Regions from separate parts of the Homo sapiens genome. Here region 1 is linked to region 2. A link is an interaction called in ENCODE POLR2A ChIA-PET data of the cell type or tissue named here. Cell type or tissue: OCI-LY7. All regions are shown on one strand. Each heading gives the region's core, and the rest is flanking DNA. Links, peaks and the distances in the headings are about the cores only.

Region 1 (5,390 bases), core at 94-5,093, 340 kb before region 2:
GTTTTGAAGTGTCTGTTGTATACTTTTGTGTGAAATCCATAAAATATCTTCTCCTATATCAAATCTTTGAGACTTCTGTCATTTAAATATGGGCAATATGTACTTTGTATGCATATAAATACTTCACAGAATCCATATTAGAAGGAAGTTACAGTGTGTTAAAAGAGATCACGGAGTTTGTTCTAGTTAACTTCTATTTTACAGGACGGAAAACTGAGGCACAGGGAGAGAGAGCAAGCATGTGTGAGCAGTATTCTTGCTCAGGGACTCAATTTAATGGCCTAGCAGAATTACAATGACATTTTTTTGACTTTGAATTTCTTAGCCGTGCTCTGATTCATAATGCCTCGCCAACCTTGAATCACGTGGTTTAGAGAAGTCACAATTATATTAGTAGCATGCAGTTCCTTCGGGAAGTTGATACCAATTCTATTGGAGGGATCCCATTTATTCTAGTAGTTTGTTGTCTTGAAAAAGAAGTAGAATGAAATTGTTTGAGTTTAAATATTTTTGCTCAAATTCTTGTTTTGGTTTTTAAAGATACTTTAATCAGTTATTATTGATATACTGTCACAGTAATTACCAGACAACAGGCATCCAGCTATTAATAACCCCATATTTAAGAACCAAGGCAAAGGAGAAGAAACGGTTTTGAGAATTTTTTGGTATTTGATTTAACAAAGCCTACATTTAATAAGGTATGAATGATAGTTAAGGGATTGCCAAGTATAGTCTTAGAAAACAGTGGCGCACTTTCAGCCTTTTTGTATGTACATAGGATGTTAGATGCTGTTAAAAATAAAAGTAGAATGTAACACATGAGGATAGAGCAGGCTTAAATTTTTTTTTTTGCATGAAGCTCATGCAATGACATTAATTGCTCATGTAATATTAGGGTAGTTCTAGCCGATGAAATAGTGTTAAACTTCAAAGTCCCAACCTGGTCCAAATTAGAGGCTCCAGGAAGGAATACCATATGCATCTTGATGGCAGTTTCAGGTGTTGGAATGAGATCCCGAATCATTTGATTCTATCAGTCATGATGCTTGGATTTAACTTAATATCAGCTTTCCATCCTGTATGGGAATGCTCTAATACAAAACAGAAGTTAAAATGACCCATGAATGGTGTGGCAGAAATTTCCAGCTTTAGAAATTTTAATTAGTGCTGTCAGTGGTTCAGTGAAGTCGTAGTGTTCCTTCCACAGGTTGCATGCACTGGTAGTCTCATCCTTTAGATGCATCCTCAAAACCCTGGCAGAAATTGCAACTTTATTGTTTGTTGGATGTGATTCTTTATACAGTATTAGTATTTCAAACTAATATACCAAAGGGAAATGTTATTAAAATGTAACGTTTTAATGAAATAAATTGTTAAGAGTGAAGATATTTTTAACATAATGTTCTTTGTCTTTATTTTAAAGAATTCAGAAGGAACTTGCAGAAATCACATTGGACCCTCCTCCCAACTGTAGGTAAGTACTCATGGTTTTTTATTTACTTGTATCTTTTGCAGAAGGTGCATTTGAACTGTTGGTTTTATATGCAGCTGTTGTTGTAGTCTGATTAATTAGTAAAAACATCATTGTTGTTTGAACTTAAGTGACTGTGGAAGACAATGGTTTTTGTCATCTCTGTGCAGAAATGGAATGTTCAGCAAGTATGTTTGTAGTGGTTGAACGGAGTTGCCAAAAGTAGTGTAATGCAATAACAGTAAGACAATGAAATTATAGGGTAACAAATACACTATGACATTTTAGTGGAAGAGGTGTTAGGGCCTTAAGTGGTTTTTTTAATGATAGAATAATAGCATGGCTAAAATATGTGCTATGTTGTATTGTTATCTTGTTGGAATTTGATTTTTAAAAATGCAGACACATTAAACAGTGTTTCTTCATGGTTTACATTATTTCTTGTCGTCATTGGTTGTGACTAGGTAAGAATGGGTGATTTGAGGCAATGATGTTAAATGTAAAACTCTCTCTCCCTTTATGATCATGACCTCGAATTTTCTGGTCAGTGTTTACTTTTAGGAAAGAAAAGTGCTTACCTGGAAATGGTTAATGTTATAAAGATACATGGACAAAGAGGAGAAAAATAACCTCTTACCTTATGCTGCTGCTTTGGGTCTGGTGCAGTAGTTAGAAGATGGCTGTTTGGTTATTTTTAAGACACTTATTTCTGTTTTGAGATGAGATCAGCATTGGAACCAGGCCAACCTGGAGTTTTTCTGGTTTAAAATGATAATCTTATGCATTGAAGGTGAGAGGGCCGATTAAATAAAAATTTTCCCAACGTTGAACGCAGGTAGAATTTATTGCTTGGTATGATTTCTGAGTTTACTGATCTTACTTTTATGTAAAAACAAAGATAACAATTTTGTGTAGGAAAAATTCTAATAGGACTTACTTTGTGGTGAATCTAATATGGTTCTTCAAATGAATCATGTACAGTTTATAAACTTACAGTAATAATATTCAAAGAATGTTTCACTCAAATAGAACAAATATTTCTTTGTTAGGTAAAACCGTTTAACCTAAGACTTTTTGTCACTCTTAGGACTGTATTACATCAAAGCCGTTTCAGATGGCAGATCATTGTTTAGCTTTTGGTGGTCAATGATTATAAGTGGATGGATTTGTGGAAAAACCCCAGTTTGAATTAAACCTAACATCCTTTGTTTCTTAGGATAATATTTGTTTTAATGGTCTGAATCTTTAAAAAACCCATATTATTAATATATTACATATATTATTTTTGTAACCTTTTTTATGAACAATTGAACTGATAAATAAGTGAACTTTATACACTTCTTTGCTTAAATTTTGACAACCCCAATCACCGGCAAAATAAACAACTTTGTTTTAATAAGTTTGTTTAAGGCTCATTTTTAATAAATGAAATCCACATACAGTATCATGTGATGTAGACTGCAATTTTGCTATTAGATAAATGGGGAAAGGAACTATATAAAGGTTATTATTTAAATAAACAAATAATTGAACCATAGTTCTATTAAAAGTAAAAGAAACGTTTAACTATAGTGTCATCTGAAATTTGGAGGTTTACTTTGTCTTTGAGCCTTAGTGACATCATTACTAGTTCATATGTAAGCTCTTCATAAATAGAGCAAAATGTGTATTACAGGTTTTAATTTTTAAATGTAGAAGTCACACATAATAAGCCCTTCAAACAGTTTCAGGGAAGATATCTACTTTAGTTAATTTTCTGACTTGGGAATTTGTAAGGAAATTCTCACTTGTGGGCTGAGGATTGGATAGCTGATAAGTTTGCTTTAGAAGCTAGGTCTGCAGTGCAGTGGCTTTGGCTCCTTTTATTGATTCTAAAACAGTTGCTTGGACTGGGTCAGGCAGAGAGAAAGGTTATTTACCTTCGTATGGCACTCCCTTTGGCAAGCAAAGGGTCCTCTGTGCTGTAGCTGATAGAAAATGTAAAACTGGTTAATCAACACTTATCAGTGTGCTTGTGTTACTTAATATGGATGTTTGGTGTGCTTATTAAGTGCATCACTGTGGTCTTTGGACTGTTTGGTGTCAAATATTTGGTTGTGGTTTGTAGTTAATCTGCCCATCTGTATTTCGGTGAAAATGTGGTTACCATCTTCAGAAAGAGATTAGATTGCAGTGTTAGTTTGGCTTATTTTTGGTCAAAGTTAACAGTGCTTTTGTGGTTGATTTTTACAAGTTCTGCACTGCCTGCATTGGCCTAATGACTGTAATGGATTAATTTATCAAAATAGAGCAAATTAAAGTTATCTGCCTAATAGAAGTCAGAGTCCTTTACTTAATCAGTTAAGTCATATCTCATTTCAGAAGAAAGCATCCCCTTACTCTGCTCCCTTTGTGGATTACCTCTCCTATCACACATGCCTCTCAAAACCCTGCCTTTTGGTTCCCTGGGTAGTTGTTAGTCTGCTATCACATGTAAAGATTATATGTGAGGGAACATCTGTGGGTTTTACCTGTTTAGTCAGAGAGTGGAGAACGATTTTTTCTACTGGTTGTCTGGGTAGGGGTGGGTGTGTGTCACATTCCACTTTGAGTGTGGTTTATCCTATTTTCGGGAACCTTAACAGACAACCCAATACTGTGTGTTTGTCAGGTTAGATGGAACCTCTGAATTTTGGTGCATCTCTTAGGTGATATCTAGTTAAGCTTCTTTTGGAATCATATTGAAGGAACTGTATGTGTTTAAGCGTTGTGCAAATCTGTTATTTAAAGAAGTTGAGACTATCAAGTCACCCCGAATCACAGCATTCAGTGTAGATAAAGTTTTATGTAAGGCATTTTTAGAGGAAGTTATTCTAATATAGTATTGGTTAATTTTTTTTCAGGTTTTGAATAAACAAATATTATTTTAAAGAACACCTACAAATGATTTAATAGATTGAATTATTTCATGTAGGAGATATTTGCCTCTACATATTTCAGTTTTTTCTCACTTTATTGTTGTCTTTGAAGTAAAAATGCAGTAAGATAGTTTTATTTTTGAAGTTGGGTTAAATATGTCATCCTTTTTAAAAACATTACTCACAGTTTAATGGGTAAATATTTTAAAACAAAACTTTATAGCTAAGAAAAAATTTCTGCTCATAAAATCGTAGCGTCTGTAGGGCCATAGGCATAGAAAATTACACTTCATTTGAGTGAAATTTGGTATATGCTTAGAGTATTTCCTATAAGTAGTGGAATATATTTTTCTTGGCCTTAACTGTCATGTTGGCTAACATAACTGACCCATGACATTTGCAAGGGTTCTATCCTGAGGCCTTCACAGATCCACTGATCAATAAATGTTTTCATACTACTGCTGAGTTAGAGGTGCTGGGCAGTTGGTTAGAATTGCTCGTTACCTTGGTGCCTTGCACACCAGCTTAGATGGATAGAGTGGGTCAAATTGATGCTTTATCCTTACAGACCTCTAACAGGTAGATTCACTGCCCCTTATAAATGACTACAGGTTGTAACTTTCACAGTTCTTCACAAATTGTTAAAAGCAAGATCTTAGATCTGTGCATGTCAGTGTGTTCATTTATACTTCCTCGGTGCTAGTGGAGAACTGGCAGCTAGTGGGCCAGCAAATCTCCAGATAAAAATTAAAATTAAAATCGTCATCATCCAAAGGATAACTTGCTCCTCTGTATCACAGAGAAGCTAACTTGTTCAAATGCTATTATGATCTGCTACTGCTAAAGTTTGTATTAGGTTTACGAGCAGGGGAATGACAGAGAATCCTTATTACTTTTTGGAAGAAAAGACTAAGGTAAAATGATTTATTTGGATTTTGATTTTTGGTCTAGTAATTGAACAAGTAAAAGGAGGAAGTAAACCAAAAAAGAGGATGTAGTTATACTAGCAGTTTACACTTCTA
Region 2 (5,390 bases), core at 198-5,197:
AAGTCCTCCAAAACCACTAATAGCTTATTTGAGGTTAAAGAGTCCTCCCTTAAAATATGTACTACAAACTTATGGTTTAGAATTTCACTGTTTTGCCTCACACATGACTTTACAATGTGTAAATCAGGAATCCAGCATTTCTTCCCGTATACCAACAAAATTTATATTTTAAATTAACTCATAATAATCTATATAATTTTAAAGCAAATGCTGACATTCTGTGACCCATAAATAGCACACATGGAATTGGTATGTCCTGTAGAATTATTGCTTTCTTTACCTATCCGTAATGTACAGTAAGTCCTCATTTAACATTGTCAGTAGGTTCTTATAATGAGACCAGTTTTACCATAGGCTAATTGATCTAAACAATTGCCAAGTCCCTTCGGCACATTTCTCATCACAGACATATCACCAAACTCCTAAAGGAAGACCTAAAACACTCCTAATACTAAACATTGAAATAGATGTGAGCTATCCATACATTTAAGAAACACTAAATACAAGTAAGATAATTATTTATCCAATTTTAGGGAAATCAGTGAATGACGGTGTTTGTGTTGGTGGTGGACTAAATCAAATAAGTTTTTGCAAAGCAAAAATTGTGAGGAGCACCTCCTACAACCATGCAGTTCAGATGCTAACCAATATGGCAGGCTCATTGAATGCTTTCATACTACATCATTTACTGTTGCGCATTTTGTATGATTATCATAGACTAAGCACTTCTATTTTACAATCCTTTGTATTCATTCATTCATTTTCCAGCTTGTTTATTCCAGTTTAGGATCTCAGTCAGCTAGAACCCATCCTGGCAGCCCAGGGTACAAGACGGGAACCAACCCTGGACAGGATGCCATTCCATCGCAGGACACACTCACACACAGACCCATGCTTCCTCACACTGGGACAGTTTAGATACACCAGTTCACTTAAATACACCTTTGGGGTGTAGGAAGAAACTGGAGTACCCAGAGAAAACCCACACCAGACGCAGTGAGAACATGCAAACTCTACACAAACAGTGGCTCTGTCAGGAATATTATTTTTTCTCGTCAACCAACATTGAACAAAATGACATATTGGAGACCCTGCTGTAGTTAATGCAATTGATGAGATTCAACTTCCCCATCATTAACTTACTTTTTCAAATATAAGGAGCATAGCAGCCTCATCTATAACTTTTTCCAAAGGTAACTTCCCACTTCTTTATCAGCAAGTCACTCTGTCACTGTATTTTAATATCCTCTTGTCCACAAACCAGGCTTACATAGTCTTCCTTGGAGTTTATAGGGATCTGACAAATTCTTTCAGAAAGTCAGCATAGCTTTTTGTCTATATTGACATCAACACACTAGGTCAGCCTATGCGTCTAAGAGAAACATGTCAACATGGCTGTCTTACTGCGTTTCTCATTGTTTTTCTCTAGAGTGATATCCCTTGAAGGTCATATTACAGATCGTTTTATCAAAGGCATGTCAACAATAGTAACTGGGCAATGGTTGGTTTCACCTAATGAGATAAGTCCTCCAAAACCACTGATAGCTTGATGCCCTAACAAAACCCAGTTGTCTAAATATTTCACCATGACTTCAAACTAGTCTCAAACTTAACATAATTGATCTGCATGTTTCATTCTCAGTCCTCAAGAGTACATTGCTTAAGATGTTTCTTCTATAAGTATAGGGTGAAAGTGCAGATAAATCCAAGTGTGCAAATGGTATTTCACTTCATTATTCCTCCTTCTCTGCCCCTCAGTTTATACACCTGGGCAAACATAGATGTACAGACATATCTTTATGTAGTTATGTATATCTTTACAGCTTGATGCCCGAGTCTCAGACTCATGTAAAAGCAAATCTGGTAAATGAATTCAGATTATGACGTTTGTACCATCCTGAAATCAGTCTCCAAGAAAAGGTTCAAGATACCAACTTATCAGCAGATTTTTTTCTGAAATAAAGACTCTCTTCATGGTTAATTTATAGAATCTTATTCTTACTGTAACTTTTAAATTGGAGGAGATTGGGAGGCATGACATATACCAACTTTTTGAATATGGCATTGTTTCCTAGCATTGGTCAATGGGATATTGCCCATCCAGGATGAGGATATTAATGTGACTATTTCAACTCTTCTCTTCACTGAAATCTGTTCATCTCAGTGTTATTTATTGCCAGGCACAGTGGCATATGCCTGTATTCCCAGCTACTTGGGAGCTGAGGCAAGAGGGTCCCTTGAGCCCAGGAGCTCAAAGACCAACCTGGGCAACATAGCAAGACCCCATTTCTTTTTATAATTGTATTTATATTAACTGATCTGAGTGCTAAAAATAAATTGTATAGACACCTTTATTCCCATAATTAGTTATTATCATTCCTAAGAAATTCTAATGAGGTTAGTCAAATAAGTCACTGGAAAACTGAAGTCTCAACACAAGAGTAATATAATGATTTGCTTATGGGTACAGGCTGAATATATTAGAACTCCATGAACTTTAGTTTTGACAGATTAAAAATAACCAGCTAATGAAATTAAGCACTGAAGCTTTATTCTTAGGTTATCCCTAGAGAAATAATTCCTCATTTTTATTTTGGCTTATAACTTGATTACAAATTGAGAGTTGGCTTTTTTGTACCTTTTATGGAATTCAAGTGCATTTGATTAAGCATTTAACATCACTCCCAGAGGCAAGCAATCTCAAAGTGTCACTGGGCATGGTAGGCATTAAACATCCTGGTTTTTCTGACCTGTAGTCAACCTTAACCGTGACCTATCACCTCCTCACCACACACTAGATTACCTGGAGGCCCTTCTCTATCAGAAAGACTATACTAGAGATTTGAACTTCGTACAAGTGAGAATTAGATTTAAATTACTAAGCTGATTTTCATTTCCGATTTTAATCAAAACTTAAATACTTGTCTCCAGAAATAAAAGATAGTCATGTTTAACTAATACCAGCAGCCCTGTGGCTGTCCTGCCGTGAGCAGCTTATCCTCCCTCCCCCACTCCTTTCCTTTCTTTCTTTCTTTTTGTACAATGTTGAGTTAAGGTCACCATCATCTACTCATCACTCCAATAAGAATTTTAAGTCTGGTTAAAATATTAAACATGAATTGACACCACAGTGGTTTGGTATCATGCACGTTAGAAATAACTGCTCAAGTTAAATGCTGATGTTTAATTCTTTTGTTATCTTTATAGGAATGGTTCTCCAGTATTATTTTATTACTGATTTTTTAATGATTATCCTAGACTGGGTAATTTAAATATGTAAAGCTCTGTAAGTACATACTGGACCTAATTTGCAAGTAAAAATATACCTCATGCACATAGTGGGTGTGCTCTTTAGAGGCCAAGAGGCTGTTCAGTATCTGTCTTAAGATGTACCTCCCACTCTGTATCTGTTTATTAATATGGGGCTAGAAATATCTTTCTTTTTATATATGTATATATGTATTTTTTTATTTTATTTTAAGTTCTAGGGTACATGTGCACAACGTGCAGGTTTGTTACATATATATACATGTGCCATGTTGGTGTGCTGCACCCGTTAACTCATCATTTATATTAGGTATATCTCCGAATGCTATACCTCCCCCCTCCCCCTCCCCCCACCCCACAACAGGCCCCGGTGTGTGATGTTCCCCTTCCTGTGTCCATGTGTTCTCGTTGTTCAATTCCCACCTATGAGTGAGAACATGCGGTGTTTGGTTTTCTGTCCTTGCAATAGTTTGCTCAGAATGATGGTTTCCAGCTTCATCCGTGTCCCTACAAAGGACATGAACTCATCCTTTTTTATGGCTGCATAATATTCCATAGTGTATATGTGCCACATTTTCTTAATCCAGTCCATCCTTGATGGACATTTGGGTTGGTTCCAAGTCTTTGCTGTTGTGAGTAGTGCCACAATAAACATACGTGTGCACGTGTCTTTATAGCAGCAGGATTTATAATCCTTTGGGTATACGCCCAGTAATGGGATTGCTGGGTCAAATGGTATTTCTAGTTCTAGATCCTTGAGGAATCGCCACACTGACTTCCACAATGGTTGAACTAGTTTACAGTCCCACCAACAGTGTAAAAGCATTCCTATTTCTTCACATCCTCTCCAGCATCTGTTGTTTCCTGACTTTTTAATGATTGCCATTCTAACTGGTGTGAGATGGTATCTCATTGTGGTTTTGATTTGCATTTCTCTGATGGCCAGTGATGATGAGCATTTTTTTCATGTGTCTGTTGGCTGCATACATGTCTTCTTTTGAGAAGTGTCTGTTCATATCCTTTGCCCACTTTTTGATGGGGTTGTTTGTTTTTTTCTTGTAAATTTGTTTGAGTTCTTTGTAGATTCTGGATATTAGACCTTTGTCAGATGGGTAGATTACAAAAATTTTCTCCCATTGTGTAGGTTGCCTGTTCACTCTGCTGGTAGTTTCTTTTGCTGTGCAGAAGCTCTTTAGTTTAATTAGATCCCATTTGTCAATTTTGGCTTTTGTTGCCATTGCTTTTGGTGTTTTAGACATGAAGTCCTTGACCCCCATCCCTATGTCCTGAATGGTATTGCCTAGGTTTTCTTCTAGGGTTTTTATGGTTTTAGGTCTAACGTTTAAGTCTTTAATCCATCTTGAATTAATTTTTGTATAAGGTGTAAGGAAGGGATCCAGTTTCAGCTTTCTCCATATGGCTAGCCAGTTTTCTCAGCACCATTTGTTAAATAGGGAATCCTTTCCCCATTTCTTGTTTTTGTCAGGTTTGTCAAAGATCAGATAGTTGTAGATGTGTGGTATTATTTCTGAGGGTTCTGTTCTGTTCCATTGGTCTATATCTCTGTTTTGGTACCAGTACCATGCTGTTTTGGTTACTATGGCCTTGTAGTATAGTTTGAAGTCAGGTAGTGTGATGCCTCCAGCTTTGTTCTTTTGGCTTAGGATTGACTTGGCAATGCGGGCTCTTTTTTGGTTCCATATGAACTTTAAAGTAGTTTTTTCCAATTCTGTGAAGAAAGTCATTGGTAGCTTGATGGGGATGGCATTGAATCTATAAATTACCTTGGGCAGTGTGGCCATTTTCACGATACTGATTCTTCCTACCCATGAGCATGGAATGTTCTTCCATGTGTTTGTGTCCTCTTTTATTTCATTGAGCAGTGGTTTGTGGTTCTCCTTGAAGAGGTCCTTCACATCCCTTGTAAGTTGGATTCCTAGGTATTTTATTCTCTCTGAAGCAATTGTGAATGGGAGTTCACTCATGATTTGGCTCTCTGTCTGTTATTGGTGTATAAGAATGCTTGTGATTTTTGCACATTGATTTTGTATCCTGAGACTTTGCTGAAGTTGCTTATCAGCTTAAGAAGATTTTGGGCTGAGACAATGGGATTTTCTAGATAT

The links. ChIA-PET counts read pairs that join two places held together with the same protein. Peaks named below come from ENCODE experiments on the same cell type or tissue, not always from the same donor. Only the 100,000 strongest peaks of a DNase experiment are listed, where the experiment ranks them.
Region 1: POLR2A ChIA-PET joins it to region 2 with 12 read pairs; 2 of 35 experiments call an interaction of 5 or more read pairs at or near these places.

The regions. Positions count from the first base shown.
Region 1 is chr3:23,215,839-23,221,228 of GRCh38, forward strand. UBE2E2 (ubiquitin conjugating enzyme E2 E2) reads left to right here. Exons shown (of 6, transcript NM_152653.4): 3 at 1,424-1,474. Among named protein-coding and RNA genes, the nearest start is that of UBE2E2, 15 kb to the left of the region's middle. In OCI-LY7, for the core only: no CTCF peak of the experiment used is centred there; no DNase peak of the experiment used is centred there; H3K4me3 peaks cover 1,081 bases; H3K27ac peaks cover 1,118 bases.
Region 2 is chr3:23,556,605-23,561,994 of GRCh38, forward strand. All of the region lies in intron 5 of UBE2E2 (ubiquitin conjugating enzyme E2 E2), which reads left to right. Among named protein-coding and RNA genes, the nearest start is that of UBE2E1, 250 kb to the right of the region's middle. In OCI-LY7, for the core only: no CTCF peak of the experiment used is centred there; no DNase peak of the experiment used is centred there; H3K27ac peaks cover 410 bases.